Regions from separate parts of the Mus musculus genome. Here region 2 is linked to region 1. The links are chromatin loops, found by intact Hi-C in ENCODE. Cell type or tissue: left cerebral cortex. All regions are shown on one strand. Links, peaks and the distances in the headings refer to the core of each region. The heading gives the core; the rest is flanking DNA.

Evidence for each region. A loop is a pair of places that touch in the nucleus more often than their neighbours do. Peaks named below come from ENCODE experiments on the same cell type or tissue, not always from the same donor. Only the 100,000 strongest peaks of a DNase experiment are listed, where the experiment ranks them.
Region 2: it touches region 1 in a loop (21-fold over the local background); 3 of 42 quality-filtered maps call a loop at or near these places.

What each region holds. Positions count from the first base shown.
Region 1 is chr2:166,193,474-166,198,404 of GRCm38, forward strand. It overlaps Gm30536 (a long non-coding RNA gene), which reads left to right and starts at 950. Exons shown (of 6, transcript XR_866955.3): 1 at 950-1,273; 2 at 1,620-1,787; 3 at 2,514-2,915; 4 at 4,469-4,902. In left cerebral cortex, for the core only: no CTCF peak of the experiment used is centred there; no DNase peak of the experiment used is centred there.
Region 2 is chr2:166,512,048-166,516,978 of GRCm38, forward strand. It overlaps the pseudogene Gm14267. Among named protein-coding and RNA genes, the nearest start is that of Gm30908, 43 kb to the left of the region's middle. In left cerebral cortex, for the core only: no CTCF peak of the experiment used is centred there; no DNase peak of the experiment used is centred there.

The DNA of each region.
Region 1 (4,931 bases), core at 1,590-4,089:
TCTCTTCTCTTCTCTCTCTCTCTCTCTCTCTCTCTTCTCTTTCTCTGTCTCTCTCTCTCTCTCTCCCCCTCTCCATCTATCTGTCTTTCTCTCATGCAATAGATGTTTATGCACTCCACCTTTTGCACCTGTTCTTATCACTTTGGGATTTTTTATTTTTAATTATGTACATTCCTGTGTATCTATGTGTATGTGCACAAGAGTGTAGTTGCTGCAGAGGCCAGAAGAGGGTGCTAGATCCTCCTGGAGCTGGAGTTCCAGACAGTTGTGAGCTGCCAGGTATTTGTGCTGGGAACTGAACTTGGTTCCTTTGCAAGGTCAGTACACGCTCCTAACTGCTGGGCCATCTCTCTAGCCCCTGCTCCGGCATTCTTTAATGTTTTCTGACCTTTTTTTTTTCATACTAATAAGCCGGGGGAAACTGAATCAGATGACTCAGCTAGGGAACAGATGGTGACTTTGACTCTTTGTCCCTCCTACTGAGACAGGTGGGGACCATTTTAAGTGGACAATAGATAAATAAATTCCAGGGCCTTCATGTGTTGCCCACTAAAGCATGCTTTCAATAACTTTGTCAAAACAAAACCAACCAACCAACCAAACAAACAAACAAAAAACCAAAACAGAGAGCATCATGGGACAGAATGTTTACTGTGAGTCTAGTCCAACTAAAGCAAGCCCCAACTGCTACATTTCAATATGCTGTGCACGTGATTAGCAAAGATCGCGGGATTGCTACTGAGCAAAAACCTAAATAAGCCCTCACTTTACCCCTGCTTAGCTAACGCAAGCCTCACCTGTCTCAGAGGTCACACGGAACAGCAGGGTAGCGGCCATGCAGATGGCGCCTCTGACGTGAGGGTCAGAATGCTTGCCTGGTTACCTTGCAGACACCCGAAGGTCACTATTGCTTAAAGTGCCAGAGCTGTAAGATCTGATGGGCAACTGAAATGGGATGAACAGCCCAGGCATCTCTACCTTTAAGCCATCACTGCTGCCTTTGGCACTTGAACCTTTGAATCGGACTCTGCTCTGTTCTACGCAGAGAAACATTTTGTTGAGGACAGCAACCAAAGTGGGCGTGGCCTGCCTCCTGCGGGGAGCACAAAGGTGGGTTTTTGTTTTTATGTATCAACTCTGTTCTCTTTGTCTCCACAGCTCCAGCACCCGTTTAAGTCCTCAGTTTTACCGTAAGGACCCAGATTCATCTACAGGGCCAGAGTGTGACCTCAAGAGGGTGGTGTCAGCTCAAAGGCCACTCAGCTGCTCTCAGGTTAAACTCGATCCCAATCAGCAGACAACAAAGACTGACTAGGGGTGGGGTGGGGGTGGGATGGTGGGGGGTGGGGAAGGTGATGGTGGTGGAGGGTGGTGTCAGCACGGAGAGTGTTTGTCTGCACAGAGCTGGGTGAGGTGTCTGCACTGGAGAAGCTTTTAAAAACTGTGCTGTGATTGGCAGACAATCACCAAACCTTAACCAAACCCAGAAAAAAAAAGTCAAAAGCCTTCCATTTGGGGCTACAGAGATGGTTCCGCCTTAAGGATTCATTCTGCTGTCCCCAAAGTTGGAAGATTTTGTTGGGGACCCCTGCATCTGATTTCTTTATATTTACCCCCAGCTGTCTTTGCTGGAATGGAAAGAGATCTTGTTGTAAGAGGAGCGTTGGATGAACCAGCCCCAACCCAGGGTCTAGAGTTTGAGGAGTGACAAGGGCAGATCTCTAAGGAAGCGAAACTCCTCTGAGACCCGACAGGGAACCAGCTTCCTCGAGGAACCTGAGTGAAAGGTCAGATTGGGGGAACATCTCAGGGAGGGACCAGCATGTGCAAAGGTCCTGGGGTGTTGTAGAGCCTGCTCTGTCGAAGGAAGGAAGAGGCTAAAAGTGCCATGGTGGAGTATGGTAGGAGGTGGGTCCTGCTCTAAAGGCTCGGATGCAGGGCATTAGGATGTGTGGGGACACAGGGGCTGCTGAAGGGGTCTCTGGGGTCTGGACTAGGGATTTATTTCTAGCTGTATGCTTCTGTGGGGACTCAGAGATACTTAGCTTGTCTCTGCAAATGACTTTCTGGTCACTGTTGTGTCCCTGCGTGATGCTGAAAATATTAAAGTTGTTGGGGGAGGGGAGAAAAACAGACCTTCGGGCTACAACTGTACATCTAGGAGAGTTAACTATTTCCTTATGTAACACAAGTAACTCCGGAGTCCAAATCAGGGTGGGTGTGGTGAGGGGTGGGGGAGGGGTAGGAGGGATTACCCAAAGTGCAAGTAAATCAGCAACAGGGACACTGAATCATTAAGGGGTGACAAGTGGTGGCTGAATTTCAAGAAGGCTCATTCTTCAGCCTGTCACCTTCCCTGGGCTACATGGCAAGACCTGCTGAAGATTCCCTTAATTAAAGTTTATGTCTATATATTTGGCCTTCGTTCTTACAAACTCAGTGATGTTGTATCCGAACAATGCTTTTCTGCTCAAAAGAGCTGGATTTTTACCGCCTCCCCCCTCCCACACCAGGAGGACCTGTCACCTGAGCCTCCTCAGGTCATCCATCGTCCTCGAAGGATCCATCCTGAGGCATCAACTGAAAATTATGGCTCCTGAGAAAGAATAAAGCACACTGTTCACTGCCAGGATGAGTGTCCCTGTGGCAGCATCTAGAGCTTGCCTGTTGCTCCTGCTAACGACCTCTGTCCCCCGTGTGGCCCTTTCTTTCTGTCACTTCTGTAGCTGTACTGTTGACAACTCTTCTCTAGGTGTCTCTGAAGCCCTGAAAGGCCTCTCAGCTTGGCATGGCCCCCCGCCCCGCCCCAGCTCGCTCTCTTGATGCCCATGTGTGTGACTTGACAGCATTCCTGCCTTGCTGGCCCACTGCCCCACTCCAAGGAAGGACGCTCTCAAGGTCCAGGTCCCTGGCAGGTAAACAGCAAAGTTTCAGATTCACAGACATCCTCTCCCTCCTGCACCAACTGCCCACCAGGAAAGTGGGAGCTTGGCGCTGCTTGCAAAGGACTAGGTGATGTATGAGCCTGTCTGCGGGCGCCAGGTCCTGATCTGTGTCCCTGTGAATAAGAAGCCACTTAAGAGTGTCAGGCAATCAGGGACTGCCCCTCCTCCTGCCTTCGACCTTGCCTCAGCTTTTGTGGAGTCTGTGGGGTGATGTGATAGAGGCTGTGTAGTCAGATCAGCACCACAGAGGGAGAACATGGAGATGGTGTGGTCTCTCCTCCCCAACAGCGTATTCTGTGTTGCTAGTGTGAGTGCTGCCCAGGGACCCACGAGATCAGTGTTGACCAATAGAACTGGGTGAAGGACGTGGGAATTTGGGTCAGAGACTTCTATCAGAAGATGAAAGTCATCCAGGCAGAGCCTACTGATTCTGTCCCACACAATCCACTCTGCCCTCAGTGAATGAGCATCAAGTCGATGGTGAATGTGGCATTGACCTATACCTGCTTTGAGCATGGGTCTGTCTCCTGCCCTGTGCCCCAGTGTTAAACACACCATCCTGGTGACAGTGTTATGTCCCTGTAGGAGAACATGGATGCTGGCACATCTGAGATTTACCCCGGGGAGAGCAGAGCCTCGCATGAGACATGAGTGCAGTCAGCATCCAGGCTTTGCAGGGCACACCACATCCCAGGACACCACACGTGAGGGTAGCCAAGGGAGGCCACTGTTGCTAGCTTCTCTTGCCTCCTGTCCCTAACCAGCTTGGTCACTTTCCAGAGTCATTTCCCCTGGCCTCCAGGTTGGGACATCTGGCAGGATCCAGGAATCCTGACGTCACACTCACAATTTAACTGTCCACATGTTTTCTTTCTGTGTAGAACAGGAAACAGTGAGACAGTGTCCAGGCAATTTCGTCCCAGATGTGTGACATACAGGATCTTAGATAGCTGCGAGCTGACAGGCCTTTCTACACAAAAGCCCTCACAGTCCTTCCCGATTGCTTTGATAGGCTCTGGGCAGGACTCGGAGGTTGAGGTCTGCAGCACTGGGTGATGGGGTATACCTTGAGACATGCAAAGTCCCAAAGCACGAACAGGCTACCTAGAAAGTTCTTCAGGTGAAATGGAGACAATAGCTCCTGGAACTAAGCCCTTCGCACCTACCATTCTGAAACCCAAGAATGGTTCCCTGGTTGATAAAGGCTGCAGTATGTCTCCCAGAGCCTCTCTTCACGCTCACCATGGGCTTGTTTCCCCAGGGCGGCTGGGCAGTGGGTAGCACAGTGTTTGCTGGGTATTGCAGAGCAAGGAAGGGTGTGAATGGCCTTGAGAAAGCCCTTCGCAATCCAGGGCCCTACAGGCCTGCAGGGGAGAGACCCAGCAGAGAATAGGAATCTGATGGGTGAGACCATTTTCCTTAAGCAAGGCTGGCAGGACTGTGTGCGTGCGTGCGTGTGTGTGTGTGTGTGTGTGTGTGTGTGTGTGTGTGTGTAACATGCTAATCAATACTATCTTTTGAAGAGAGGAAAGGAGGTTGGTTCCTGACAGAGTTGTGAGGAGGATGGAGAGGAGAAGACCCTGGCGCAGACCCCCACCTGGCCCCACCTCCTGCGAGGGTATCACTGTTGGTTCACTCTGACTCTGTATTCACCTGACGTGCTGAGGAGCCTGGGCAGGCTCTCGTGATCACACCCGCTCTGCTGGGCTGGCCCTTGTACCAGCAAGGAGGCCCAGGAGGCTCCAGTGCTTCTGCTCCTGCTCTGTTCACCCCTCCCCCGTGCCTGGTGTTCACACAGGCTCCCAGTGGCCTGGGACTGATGTCTTCTTACTTACCAACAGTGTCAGGGCAACATCAGTGGAATGAGAACCCTGCTGAGCACATGGGGCAGCTGTTTCCGTGGGACCTGCTGTCCTGACCTGGGAGTGCCATGCTGGGGACATGCTGAGGACCACAGGTGATTTGATGAAGGTAGTACTGTGTACC
Region 2 (4,931 bases), core at 1,394-3,893, 320 kb after region 1:
TCTGATGTTGGAGCTTATAAGACAATTTAAAGGAAGGAGCGCTTGAAGAACCCATTACCATATGAAATTCAAGCTGTGTGTTCTTAACTCTGCGTCTCCTTGCTTCATGACACTTGGGAAGTTTCTCTGCTTTCTGTCCACCTTAAAAGTCATTGATTTCACCAATTTGAGAAATAAGTGTATCATTTTAAAAACATCCTTTTTAAAAAACAAAACAAAACATAGCATTGAGAATTTGCAATTTAGCACAGGATGATTGAAATCATCCTGTCCGTGAGATCCGAACCAAGTTTACTGTGAGTGCCACGGTTTGCCCTAACCTCTGTTACTAACACCCCCTCCCCATGACCTAGGAGGCCTTCACCTCCCCCACCATTGTGTTCTTGTTTGTTGTTATGATGTCAGGAGGTCACTGACCTGCAAGTCCGGAGAACCTCTGAGAGGATTAAAAGCAAACCACTTGTCTCGCTGGGTATGGTGGCTCATGCCTGTAATCTGGGTACTTGGGAGATGGAAGTAGAAGGATGAGAAGTTCAAAGGTCATCCTTTAAAGGTCATTCTTAAACCCTGGGGAAGAGTTTACCAGAACCAGCCCCGCCCCCACTCCGCCCCCAGCAGCTGCATTGAGTCCTCCAGCACACAGGGGGCGCCAGAGAGCGAGCCATCCTAAAAGTAAATCAACAAGTCTAAGGGCAGAAACCATAGAGAGATAGAAACACCCACCTAGTCCCTGGGGGTGTGCAAGCCCGTGGAAGTAGCGATCCCTGAATTCCAATAGCCTTTGGACTCTTCAGTTAAGCGAATCTTTTGTAGTCTTCCCTGCTTGTTTTGTGTGTTCACCCAAGCCTATTGTAACTGGGCTCTTCCTTTAACCATCAAAACTCGGGCTAAGACAGGCAGAGAAACCCGTGAATTTAACCGTGCAATTTCTCCGTTTAAATCATGAATATCATCTCCAAACACTTCTAATGAGCTTAATAATCCACTGCGGGGAGGGGGTCAGAGGCAGATAGCACCCTGGAGAGTGAGTGAGGGACAAAAAGAGACGCCACTAGCAAATGACCTCCCCACCCCCACCCCCAATTTCCTTCTGAGAATTGACCCAAGGCGTCACGTCCCTGCCTAGCCTAATGCAGATATGCGTGTTATCACGTGTCAAGCCACAGATCCAGCTTCCCTTCCTACCTCCCTTTCCTTCCTCTGTGACCCCAGCCTCTGCTGAGTTTGGGGGAGAAGACGGTCTGTTCCCTTCACATTAGTGACAGGTGTGGCTGGAAAGACATGCTTGGGCCCCACACCCAGGCAGGTCCAGGGTTGGTCATCCCCATCACCTGCTCCTGATGGAACCTTCTTTCTTTTCTTCTTTCTGTGGGATGGCTTTGTTGCTCTACCACCTGATGTCCTATCTATCCTCTCAGAACCATGAAGATAATGAAAATATAAGCTGCCCTCTCTTTGAGGTAGGATCTCACTCTGTAGACCAGGCTGGTCTGGAACTCACAGAGATCCTCCTGCCTCTGAGTCCCTAGTGCTGGAAGTAACCACACCCTGCAGCCCCCGCCCCCTTACATGAGACCCAAAGCCACCCATTGAGAACTTCCCATACCACATCTCATCGACCGGACCTGACTCATTTGCCCACAGGTAAGACACTCCCATGACAAATGAGAAAGCTGGGTTTGGCTTCAACCAGCCACTCTCTGTTTGCTGGTGGGAGACAGTTCTTCCAAAACCAGAACAAAGCTGGAATCAGTTTGGAAGGAGGAAGGCTGGAGTCTGTACCAGCCGTTAACCATCTGACTGTGAGCCAGGGGCCCCCGTGAGTCTCAGCATAGATGGCCAATGTACTTGAAGATGACAAGGGAAGAACCATCAGCCCGCACCCTTTACCCAGGATTGCTTGCTGCTAACCCGAAGGCTCAGATCTCCCCAGCACCCCAATCAGACATCCTGGAATAAGGGCTTCCTCCAAGGACACCAGGTCTACCCTCCATCTCCTTTATCTTGTACTAGGTGACACCAAGAACTGTCACCAGGACTACCTACTTATCAGTGAGGAAACTGAGCCACCGAGAGAGCAGGGGTTAGCCCAGCATTTGGAATACATGGTACCTGGGCTCCAGGTCTCTTGGTGATATCTCAGTCACCATTTTCACTGATGCTTATACAGCCATTTACTGAGGGCAGAGTGGGTTATAAGGGACAGAATCTGTAGGTTCTGCCTGGATGACTTTCATCTTCTGATAGAAGTCTCTGACCCAAATTCCCAGGTCCTTCACCCAGTTCTATTGGTCAACACTGATCTCATGGGTCCCTGGGCAGCACTCACACTAGCAACACAGAATACGCTGTTGGGGAGGAGAGACCACACCATCTCCATGTTCTCCCTCCGTGGTGCTGATCTGACTACACAGGCTCTGTCACATCACCCCACAGACCCCACAAAAGCTGAGGCAAGGTCAAAGGCAGGAGGAGGGGCAGGCCCTGATTGCCTGACACTCTTAAGTGGCTTCTTATTCACAGGGACACAGATCAGGACCTGGCGCCTGCAGACAGGCTCATACATCACCTGGTCCTTTGCAAGCAGCACCAAGCTCCCACTTTCCTGGTGGGCAGTTGGTGCAAGAGGGAGAGGATGTCTGTGAATCTGAAACCCTGCTGTTTACCTGCCAGGAACCTGGACCTTGAGAGCGTCCTTCCTTGGAGTGGGGCAGTGGGCCAGCAAGGCAGGAACACTGTCAAGTCTCACACATGGGCGTCAAGAGAGCGAGCTGGGGCGGGGCAGGGGGGCCATGCCAAGCTGAGAGGCCTTTCAGGGCTTCAGAGACACCTAGAGAAGAAGTGTCAACAGTACAGCTCCAGAAGTGACAGAAAGAAAAGGCCACACCAGGGACAGAGGTCGTTAGCAGGAGCAACAGGCAAGCTCTAGACTCTGCCACAGGGACGCTCGTCCTGACAGTGAAAGTGTGCTTTATTCTTTCTCAGGAGCCATAATTTTCAGTTGATGCCTCGGGATGGATCCTTCGAGAAGGATGGATGACCTGAGGAGGCTCAGGTGACAGGTCCTTCTGGGGCGGGAGGAGGGGAGGTGGCAGGCGACAATCCAGCTCTTGTGAGCAGAAAAGTGTTGCTTGGAGACAATATCACTGAGTTTGTAAGAAGGGAGGCTGAGGAAAGAGATGCGGCTCGTCTTCTTCACAAATAAAATTTAATTAAGAGACTCTTCAGCAGGTCTTGCCGAGCAGCCCAGGGAAGGTGACAGGCTGAGGAATGAGCCTCCTTGAAATGCGGCCACCATGTGCTGCCCCTTAATTATTCATGGGCATCCTTGTGCAGCTACACTTACTTCTAATTAACTCGTCACTTTTTTAAAAATATGTTCAACTAAGTCTATTTTGCTTTTACGTTTTTAATGCTTGTGTGTGTGTGTGAGTGTGTGTACACACACACACACACACACACACACACACACACACACACACACACATGTGAGACCATGCACTCATTCACATATAGAAGCCAGAGGACAGTCTTCAGAAGTCAAGTCTCTCCTTCCACCATACAGTCCCAGAATCAAACTCAAGTCACCAGGGTTGGCAGTGAACGCCGTTCCCCACTGGGCAATCTCCTCAGCCTTAGTGAATCCTCTCGCCTTCATGCGCTGCTTGAGTTACTGAATGATGTAGTTGACTGTGTGTTCTGTAATATACAAAGACCTCTTAGGAACTCACAAGAGAGGAAACTGAGGGCCCGAGATAGAGAACTCTCAGAAGAGCACACCCCAGCTTCCCATGCTGGATATCTCACACACACACACACACTAGAAGTAAAAATGCAAAGATTCAGTGTAGAATTATTCCTAGTAGACCAGATCAAGAAGCAAAAGTCATTCCAACTCTTTCTTTCCTGAGACAGGGTATCATGCAGTCCAGGCTGGCCTTGAGCTCCCTACATTCATGCAAACACACACACACACACACACACACACACACACACACACACACGCATGCGCAGATGTGCACACACACCCATGTAGACAGGTGTCACAGATGAGTCACCGTGGTCCTCCAGAAAGGACACATGACTCTTACTGTGCTGCTCTGAATACATGGTGTCTTACTAAGGGTTCCCATTGCTGTGAACAGACACCATGACCATGGCAACTCTTATAAAGGACAACATTTAATTAGAGCTGGCTTACAGTTTCAGAGGTTCAGTCCATTATCATCATGATCAGGAGTATGGCAGCATGCAGGCAGGCATGGTGCTAGAGGAGCCAAGAGTTCTACATCTTGATCCAAAGGCAGCCAGAGGAAACTATTCTTCCAAGGGCAGCTAGGGGAGGCTCTCTTCCATGCCATGCCAGGCTGAGTCTAACCATAGGAGGAGACTTACAAGTCCACTCCCACAGTGACAAACTTCCTCCAACAAGGTCACACCTCCTAGTGATGCCACTCCACACTGGCCAAGCAAGTCCAAACCACCACACACGGACTGAGAACTTGGGAAAACCAAACTGAAAATAGACCTGAACCATGCTGAAGGAAACAGCACTGTAGGCAGACCATGGGCTGACTCTAGGAGCCAGGCCTTTTGCCTAACCTGAGGAAACCCAGCCAGCTACTATAGCTAACAATGACTAAAGGAACCGATCCTTGGTTTATTGAATTTTCAAAACTCCAGGGGATAATATCTAGATGACCACGACGAACTAGGGCCTTGCTCTTACTCAAATAGAAATTATATAGGAAAAAAGATGGGCAGGAGAGCTTGTCCTGAATTCTCAGAAACAATTTCGCTGACAAAGGATTTGCTTTGCCTTCTGGTTTCAGGGGTTTGCATTCATCCATGGGAAGAGCATGATGAAAGACAGCAGCTAGAATCACGGTAGCCAGAGAGGAGAGGGGTGAAGAGAGGCAGAGAAGGGGGAG